2 separate regions of the Mus musculus genome follow, and region 2 is linked to region 1. The links are chromatin loops, found by intact Hi-C in ENCODE. Cell type or tissue: left cerebral cortex. All regions are shown on one strand.

Region 1 (5,000 bases):
AAGGCTAGCCTTAAACTTCCGGGTTTACATAACCCACCTACCTCCAAGGAGTATAGACATTCACCTGGCTGGCAAATAATTTTTATCCCTTTTTCTCATTTTTTATTTATTTTTATTATTATGGATGAATGGATGCAAGTATGCGTAATACATACATATGCATGCATACATGTGTGTGCATGTGCCCAACGGGGCCAGAGGGTATCAGATCCCTGGAAATGGAGTTACTGGTGGGTGTAAGCCACTCAGTCTGGATAATGGAAGCAATCGTGAGACCTCTGCAAGAGCGATGAGTGCCAACAGTCCGGAGGGCTGGAGAGATGGCTCCGTGGTTTTGGTTTTGAGACATGGTATCGCTGTGTGGCCCTGGCTTTCCTGGAACTCACATGTAAACCAGGCAATCCTGGAACTCACAGAGATCCACCTGCCTCTGCTTCCCAAGTGCCAGGATTAAAGATACATGCCACCATACCCAATGACTGTTTGTTGTTGTTGTTGTTTTAAGACAAAGTCCCCTGTAGCCCAGACTGGCCTCAAACTTGCTATCTAGTGGCAGACTAGAAGATGTCTCTGAGCTTCTGATCCTTCTGCCTCCACTCCCCAACCAAATAGAATTGAGCTTCCCCACTAACTTGTAGCAGCCCGGGAAACCAGTGAGACCCAGCTGTTCCCCATGCTGCAGGCTCTATGGTTACCTTTGCCAACGTCAAAGGGCTCCTTGGTCACCTCAGTTTTCACTCCTAACTCCTGGGTGACACGAAGCATCCGTCCTGGATTTGTTAGGGTTTCTATTGCTGTGATGGAACACCGTGACCGAAGCAACCTGGGAGAGAAGGGTTTGTTTGTCTTATGCGTCCACAGAACTGTCCATCATTGAAGGAAGTCAGAACAGGAACACACAGGCTGGAACCTGGAGGCAGGAGCTGATGCAGAGGCCATGGAGGAGGGTTACTTGCTGGCTTGCTCAGCCTACTTTCTTATAGAACCCAGGACCACCAGCCCAGGGACAGCACCACCCACAATGGGCTGAGCCCTCCCCCATCAATCACTAGTTAAGAAAATTTCTTCCAGCTGAATCTTATGGAGGTGTTTTCTCAATGGAGGTTCCCTTCTTTCAGATATCTCTAGCTCATATCAAGTTGACATAAATATCCAGGATCTCTTCTTGGGTCCCTACCGACCCCTACGAGCTGACCTTTGACCCCTACAAGCTGACCTTTCCTGACCTTTGCCTGTCTTCTCCTTGCCAGCTGATGACATGGTTCACAAGCATGGCTCAGCCTCCGCACACTCGCTGTGTGAGTGGTTTCCCCATGTTGTCTGTGGGTCTTCTTTTCCATCTGAACAGTCCCTTTGGGTCACCTTCATCCATTGTGTCTTTGCTTCTGCCCCACCTCCTCCCAGCTCCTGGAGTTTGAGAAAAAGGCTTTCCTTAGTGAGAGAAAAATGTAACACTGGGGAGAACCCAGAACCCACCCCAGACTGAGGTGACAGCCTGGGAAACAGACATGAAAATGGACACAGAGCTGGGTAGCCAGCAGGAGCATGGATCAGGGCAGGTGGCCAGCAGGGCACAGGCCAGGGCAGGTTGGAAGCAGGGGGATAGCTTTCTAGGTTGAACAGGTGGGCAGTGATGACTGTAATTCTGTGTTGCAGACATAATTTAGGCGGAGGGAAGCTGAGGGACACCTTGTACATCCTCACCTGTTTATTGGTGATGGGACCCGGCCACCTCCATCTCTGTCCCCAGAAATAGACACACCAAACAATGCTTGTCAAATAAATGATCAAATGAATGACCAAGTCACCAGAGTTGGGAAAGCCCTTTCCCCAAAGGAGAGGAGGGAAGGATATACAACTGAAGGGCCCTCCTCCATAATCTCCATTGTCCCCACAGCCATTAAGGAACAGCCCCCAAGCCCCAAGCTCAGCTAGGAAGAGAGCTGTGCCCACCAACCAGTCCTGTGGAAGCCTCTAGATCTTTGTGGCAGGAGAGTGAGCTGTGTCTGGTCCTAACAACTCCAGCTTAAAACAGACAAGGAATCTCCTCCTACAGGCCGTCCAGGGAAGTAAGAGAGTGGGGCGGAGCCCTGGATTATAACAACCAGGAACTTTCTAAAAAGGCTGTCTGACTCTCAACAGACTCTGGAGTCTAGAGAAAAACCTCCAGGGCAGACCAGAGGGGGTCTTTATGTTCCTGGGGGGTGTTTCAAAGTCGCTGAGAGACAGAAAAGAATAGAAGCTGAACAGGCAGGTACCTGACCAGGAAGCTGAAGGGACAGTGTGGAGTCCCGCCCCACCTCGTCCCAAGGTCCTCTTGCCCTAAAAGGGAAGCCATTTGGCCTCTAGGCTCCAGCATCTTTCCATTCTTGGAAAGAACGCATTACAGAGTGCAACCTAAGCTTCAATCCTGTAGCTAGAGCACCATCTGCTGGTAATTTGCGGTACTGCACCCTTGTTCACAAAGACACAGAAGAAATTCAGGAGGATGCTGGACCACATATCTGTCAGCTGCCTCTTCAGACCCCTTCCCTGGAGTCTGGGTCAGCTCATCTCCCTCATTATACAACTCCCTAGTATGCCACCCCCCGACTCTCCCACTGCACCAAGCCCCAGTTGGGCCACTGTGTCCATTGTCCCACGCGTCACTCCTTTCCTACCCCTTAGGCTCCTCTATGAAACTGCTCACCCCAAGGCCAGCTTCGAGTTTGGGGATCCCTGGGTCAGTCCCTATTCTTCAAGAGGAGTACTCTCTTCCTACTGAAAATTCTTTAACAGCAGCAGCTGTTATTGGTGTGCATGCCACACAGGGTGTGACCCCCCAAAACTGGGAACCCGATACAAACCAATGAAAGAAACGGCTATGCGCACACCTACATGGCTACCCTACATGCACATCCAAGCATGTTCTGCATGTGTGGATGAACAGCAAGAGGGTCTCACTGGATGAGCCAGATAGGCTCTTTGTCACCTAGGCTGGAGCTAAGAGGCTCGAATCTCTGATCGTGCGCCTGCAGAGGGCAGCACTGAGCTGCTCGGGGCTAGCTGGACAGACACCGCGGTTGTTTTGACCTCAGACCTGGGAATGGCTTCTGCTCACTAACTCCAGGGCCATGAGGATAGGGGAAGGGCCCATGTCGAAAGATTTAGTGTCTGAGGTCCTGGAGAAATGGCTCAGCAGTTAAGAGCATGTTTTTCCTTCCCAAGTTCAGTCCCTAGCACCCATAGTAGGTAGCTCACAATCACTTGGAAGTCCAGCTCCAGGGAATTCAATATGTCTAGCCTCTGTGGGCACTTCACTTGCACATTCTCACACAAAGACAGACAGACAGACACACACACACACATTCATGTGATTTCAAATTAAATTGATTTTTTTAAGTTTGAGTGTCTAATAACACATAGTAGATTCTATGCCTTTATTGGGGATATAAGATTGTGAGGTATGGGTCTGTGCGTCATGTGTAACGTGTGCACACATATACATTTCAGAATGCATGCTAGTGCAAGGTCCTGTGATTCTATGTCTTAAATCCTACATACATTTTGTCAGTATTATTTTGACTCTCTTCCATGTTGCGTTTTTAAAGAGAAAGAAAGAAAGAAAGAAAGAAAGAAAGAAAGAAAGAAAGAAAGAAAGAAAAAGAAAGAAAGAAAGAAAGAAAGAAAGAAAGAAAGAAAGAAAGAAAGGAAGGAAGGAAGGAAGGAAGGAAGGAAGGAAGGAAGAAAGAAGGAAAGAAAGAAAGGCCTCAAAGTTCTCACTAGAATGTGGAAACTCCCCTGGGGGGCGGGGGTTGAGCCTGCAGTTCCCTGGAATTTCCCAGAATTCATAGAAAGACTCTGGGTTTCACTTACATTGACTATAACCTTAGAGGAGAGGTGGGCCTGAGTCCAAGTTCAGCACTTCCCCAACGCAAGTGGCTAGTTCACACAGGTGCACATGCAACTCACCTTCACAGAGCTTGCACACAAATGCACACCTACACAGCCCACACATACATTTGCACACGGCTACCATATGGACTCACACATTCAACCTCATTCAAGTCTAATCACATGCCCTTGCACTAGTGCGTGCACGTGGCACACAGACACATACCTCACAGCCCTGCATCCTCAGGTCCACACACAGCCACACTCTAAGCTTAGACACATGCTCTCACATGCTCATAGACAATCGCACATGCGCACACAACCTCACACTGACACACAGTCACACTTGTCTCATGTGTGCACACTTTTGCCCTGTACACTTGCCCGTGCTTTCAGTCCTACAACCTCTTCATTGTCACATTACACACTCGTTCACACTCACACAAAGCCGCCATTGCCACTATAGTAAAAAAAAAAAAAAAAAAACCTTACATTACCACAGGGCTACCCCTAGACAAGCCTGAACAGGCCGTGATCCCAGGATAGATTTCTAGAATCTTCCCAGGAGATACCAAACCCAAGGTAGAGTGATGTCCCCCACATTCCCAGTCTAGAGCAAGCAGAATCAGGACCAGGAGTGTTGACAGCACACACAGGTCACCAGGCCCTGATGACTTCAAGCTTCAGTTCCCTTCCAGTTAGGTCACCTTTGAACTGTGTGAGGCAAGGCCTGGCCAGAAAACCTGACAGGGACACTTGGGCGCTATCACTTATCCTTATGAGGCACACCGAAGGCCTGAGCAGATTAAATTCTGGGGGCATCTAAGCACCCTGGGCCAGTCAAGAGGCAGGACAGGTACGGAGGCACAGCACAAACTGGAGTCACTGTAGACATTGCCTGTCCACACGGGTATGGCTGTCAGGTGTGAAGGCCAGTGGCACACAAGAAGCTCACACTCTCTGAGAAGAGTGAGACAAGCCAGAGGAGGGGAGACAGAGATGGATGCTGAGCCTAGAGAGATGGGGGGGAGGGCCAGCCTGCCAGGGACCCTAGCAGGGAAAGCGGCCTGGATCCTAAAGGCAGTAGGTATGGGCTAGGGAAGGCGTGCTTCCCTTACAGAGGTTGG
Region 2 (5,000 bases), 270 kb before region 1:
GTCCAGCAGCACTTGGTACTCCTGGTTCTGACGCTCCAGGTCAGCCCGGATCTCACCAAGCTGGGACTCCACATTGGTGATCAGGCACTGCACCTGGGACAGCTGGGAGCTGTAGCGAGCCTCACTCTCTGTCAGGGTGTTCTCCAGAGAGTTTCTCTGTGGGGGAGAAGACAAAGGCTGTCACAGAGCTGTTCCCTCTGAAGGTTTCTGCATGACTTCCAGAGAAGTCACAGGCTTCAAGAGCTAAGAAGAGAGACAGACAGAGACAGAGACAGAGACAGAGACAGAGACAGAGACAGAGAAGCCCCAAGGACACCCCAGTGACTCTGCCTCCCAACTCCACACTGCTCAGCAGCAGTCTAGACACTACACACCAGTTCATGCTGGGCCTGCAGCTCGATCTCCAGGGCATTGACTGTGCGTCTCAGCTCGATGATCTCGGCCTGGCAGGACTGCAGCTGCTCTGAGCTGGACACCACCTGCTTGTTCAACTCCTCTGTCTGCAATAGGCAAGGGGAGGGACAGGATCAGACCCTGCCTTACAGTCCTGGGGACTCGGTTCCTGAGTTACCATGGGCTCAGATGCCCACCTGTGTGGTGTACCATTCCTCCACTTCCCGGCGGTTGGTTTCCACCAGGGCCTCGTACTGACACCTGGTCTCGTTGAGTACTCGGTTCAGGTCCACGGTGGGAGCAGCGTCCACCTCCACGTTGAGGCGGTCTCCAAGCTGGCAGCGCAGGGTGTTGACTTCCTGGCAGGGGAAAGGGAAAATTCAAAACATCACAATGGATCTTGATGCTCTCCTTGAGAGGATGCTTTTGGGCATCTGGTGCGCTGAATCCTTCTACAGTCTCCATTCTGTTCCTTCCCAGCATCCTTTTCCCTGTGGTCAGTGATAAACTGATTCCTTTCTCAAAGCACCTTCAAGCCCATACCCCACTCTGCCCTTCATGCTAAATATAACACTTTCTATTTAGAGGGATGTCATGGTTTAGTACCAGAGCTGAGATGGAGTCGGCAACCATTCATATTCTGCTCCCTAATAGCCCAGTTCAGATGTCTTGCTGAAATATCCCCACCATATCCATAAATTATTTTTTCCTTAAGCTTGGATGTCTGACTACAAAGAAAACAAAGCGAACATCTCTACATGTTACTCCTGACATCTTCATGGAGACAACAGAACTCGGTTCTGGGCTTACACAGCCACCAGACAGACTTAGATTGTATCTCATCTTTAACATCCTCGTATAACTTCTAGAAGCATCTAGAACAATGATCCTCAACCTTCCTAATGCTTCAATCCTTTAATAACAATTCCTCATGTTGTGGTGATCCCCAAACAGAATTATTTTTGTTGCTACTTCATAACTGTCATTTTGCTACTGTTATAAATCATAATGTAAATATTCGATATTTCTGACAGTTTTGGGTGACCCCTATGAGAGGGTTATTTGAACCCCCCCCCAAGGGGGTCGTGAACCCAAAGGTTGAGAACCGCTGTTCTAGAATCTTCAAATTGCTCATCTTTTTTTTTTCTTCTGAAGTTCTCAAGTGCTTAGCACTAATTTGAGTGCATAATAAGCTCTTGGTTAGCATTAACTGTCACTACATACAGAATTCTAGGATGTAGAGTTTGCACCTGTGTGTTTCCTGTGTGGTGGTGACTGACAAACACCTTACTCCGTATTTCTTCCAAGCAGTACAGATATCCAAAAGCATTTTGGATGGCAATGAAGAGTTGTGTTCTGAGTCCAGCTCAGCCCTCTTGTTGGGCAGCCCTAAGCCACCCTGCTCCTTGCCATTCAAAATGGAGAATCACAGTCAGCAATGGTGTCCACAAACACTCTCATTGGGGAGTGACAGAGTCTACAGCAGCTGCCTTAGCTCTGACCTTTCCTCATTACTGACTGAGCTAGCCAACTTCCTTTATTCTTGTTCCAGCCTCTGGCAAAAAATCCAAATCTCCTATCAAGATTACTCATTCTCCACAAATACATTTTTGTTTGGAGAACAGCTTTCTGAGCTAATTGAGCCTCAACTCACAGCCTCTCCCCACAGCCCGTGGCAGTTACAAACATGTCCTGGCCAGTCTGACCGTGTGCTTCACTTTGGGAGACTTCACCTGCTCGTGATTCTGCTTGAGGCAGAGCAGCTCCTCCTTCAGGGACTCCACCTGCGCCTCCAGGTCAGACTTGCAGAGGGTCAGCTCATCCAGGATCCTGCGCAGGCTGTTGATGTCAGCCTCTACCAGCTGCCGCAGACTAAGCTCTGTCTCGTACCTGCAATCACAGGAGAATCGGGGATAGAGTGGGTAGGAGCATGCCTAGCCCAGACTCTGCTTTGGTTTGCTTTGTTGGATAACTAGGCATGACAGATACTAGTTTTTATAACTGTCTCCTTCTATTTAAGTTGTCAAGATCCAGAAGTAGGTCCCTCAGGGAAGTGTATGTTAATTATTTTCACAAAGACAGGGAATCTGAGGAGATAAGAGCTTGTAAACTTCGAGGCTTCCAGAAGGAAAGAACCTCACACATTCTTATGACTGAGTCCTGCACACAGTAGAAGACTAGGCTAGTCACAGACATACAGTTTGGTGGAGTTGAGGTTAGGGCTAGAGATGCCATTCTACAAAAGGGAAGAGGGAAGAGGAGGGAGTGTAGATCTTGGAGAAACTCCTAGGGGAAATCTGGATCAACACAGGCCTGTGTGAACAACAGAAAAAGGGAAGAGAGAAAAGGGAGGTAGAGACAAGCAATAACGCCCCACTGATCCACCCACTCACTTGGTCCTGAAGTCATCAGAAGCCAGCTTGGCATTGTCGATCTGCACGACCAGCCTGGCGTTCTCAGATTTGCCACACAAGATCTAGAGATCCAAAAACATTGTATAATGAGCAGGAGGGTGGCTCTTTTTATCAAGAGAAATCCTCTTAATTTGTTTATATGGAAACATCAGAATATTTTTTTAATTACAGCATATTGTGTGTCTATTACATGCTATTCATATACAATAAATGCTCAAAAAATACTTGAGGGACTAAATCTGGAGGCAGACATGCAAATAAACAAAAATTTATCAGCAGATGATCTTATTTTTCTCCTTTCTTAATAAGGAATATTAATAAACTGATAAAAACAATTTGTATTTGTTTAAAACAACTGGTGTTTGGTTAGAAAGGCTCTAAAAGTTAAAAAAATATTGCACTTTAACAAACTTTCAGTCAAGTTGGCAAGATGAATACATAAAGCAGAAACACAGGGGCAGAGGCAATGGAGGTTGTTCCTGTTCTCAGGGCCATCCTGGATGGCTTGGGACCATTTCTATTTAGTGTCTAATATTTCTGGTTTTAGTGAAATACTCTTATTCCTCACTGTACAAGGTGCACCAAGGAAATTCCAGGGTCAAGATAATGAGATCAGAGTGGTAAGGTGCCCAAAAGAGGTCAACCAGAGGTCAGAGTAGCAACATACCAAGTTAAGAGAGAAAAAAACCTGGTCCTTCCTACTACATGACTTCCTTCTTTGGCTCAGTCCTTTTCTCTTTCCTTAAGGAAATACTTTCAGAGCTCAGAAACACCCACAGACCACTCTTAATAATAGTGGGGGTTATCTAAACTCCTATGACCTCCACCAAGTCTAATTTCTGCCAAGATTCAAAACTAACAGTCTCCAGTCTGCAAATAGAAGAGTCCACAAGAAAAAAAATGCTTAAAAAGCTGGAAATGTGGTTATCAAATTTTCCACCACGCCAAGAGTTCATGTCATTTCTGTGTCTCACACGTTCTCCTGAGAACTTCCTGCTAGGAATGCTGTGGGTGCCCGTCCCGCTCACCTTCTGCTGCAGCTCCTCAATGGTCCTGAAGTAGGCCTGGTAGGCAGGACACACCAGGGGGTCCTGCTGCTGGTTCCTCTCCTGGATCCTACATTCCAGCTCTGCATTCTCTCTCTCCAGCTGCCTCACCTTCTCCATATAGGAGGCCAGGCGGTCATTCAGGAACTGCATGGTCTCCTTCTCATTGCCATTGAAGGAGCCCTCACAGAACCAATTGCAGTTGCCCACATTGGCGGGGATGTTGCAGGCCCCGGGCAGGGTGCAGCCATGGCAGCTGGGGGGCACGCAGGGCCTGGAAGAGCAGCTGGTGCGGCAGCTCATGGCGGGCAGGCAGCAGTTGTATGGCATGGTGCTGGAGGGAGGGAGGTGCCTGGCTGAAGATGAGGTGTGTATTCTCCAAGCCTCAGAGCTCTGAGTCCCCTTCCTCTGGTGAGCTTTTATATCCACTCCAAATTGGGTGGGGACGTATAAGTCAGTCTCTCTCTCTTTTTTCTTTTGGCTTTGCTCATTTAGTGATGGTCAAAGGCTACCCCATTCATTTGCTCTGCTTCCTCAGAAGACTCCCTTACCTCATAAAAGGCTTTACTTGGGCTTCTCCCTCAGTCGGGACTCCTTGCCGTGCCATCCATCATGAGGTAAGAGCTTGGTGGTATGACTTCAAAGGGTAGGTCTCATGAAAGGCCCAACCTTCATTAATAGGGTGTGGTAGGTCAAGGGACAGTGCTGCTACTCTGTGAGGGCCCCTGACACTTGAGTGAGCCACTGGTCCTGCTCAATGAAACAGAGAAGCAGAATTCTTCCTATGCCCGATTTCCAAAGGTCAGAATCACAGTTTTCAAACAACAAACAAACAAACAAACAAACAAACAAACGAAAACCAGGTGCTGAGATAGCCTAGCTTCTTTGTGACCCTGCTTGTAGATACCGTCCACCAATCACATCGCAGACAGCACTAGGATCGCATCTTATCTCAATCGAGGTACTAGACACTTCAAGGAGAGGAAGGTGGACAAGTGCTACAGGCAGAGGGAACTCCCACTTGTTGGACACCTGCACAGTTCCCAGACAGTCCTGTTGGCTGGCATTGTTTTACAACTTTTGGATCTCACCATCCCTTGGCACAAATCTTCAAGGTAAATGATGTTGTTCCTATTTTACACACAGC

What was found. Peaks named below come from ENCODE experiments on the same cell type or tissue, not always from the same donor. Only the 100,000 strongest peaks of a DNase experiment are listed, where the experiment ranks them.
Region 2: a loop joins it to region 1, with 3 times the contacts of the local background. A loop is called at or near these places in 6 of 42 quality-filtered maps.

The regions. Positions count from the first base shown.
Region 1 is chr11:100,279,760-100,284,759 of GRCm38, forward strand. Gm14206 (a long non-coding RNA gene) reads right to left here. Exons shown (of 5, transcript XR_880211.2): 2 at 1,227-1,407; 3 at 696-823. Among named protein-coding and RNA genes, the nearest start is that of Krt42, 12 kb to the left of the region's middle. In left cerebral cortex, CTCF peaks have their summits at 2,426 (motif pointing left) and 3,013 (motif pointing right); DNase peaks (open chromatin) are centred at 2,109, 2,430 and 3,020.
Region 2 is chr11:100,011,965-100,016,964 of GRCm38, forward strand. Krt33a (keratin 33A) reads right to left here and starts at 4,248. Exons shown (of 7, transcript NM_027983.3): 1 at 3,836-4,248; 2 at 2,787-2,869; 3 at 2,127-2,283; 4 at 591-752; 5 at 375-500; 6 at 1-156. The coding sequence starts at 4,183. In left cerebral cortex, no CTCF peak of the experiment used is centred here; no DNase peak of the experiment used is centred here.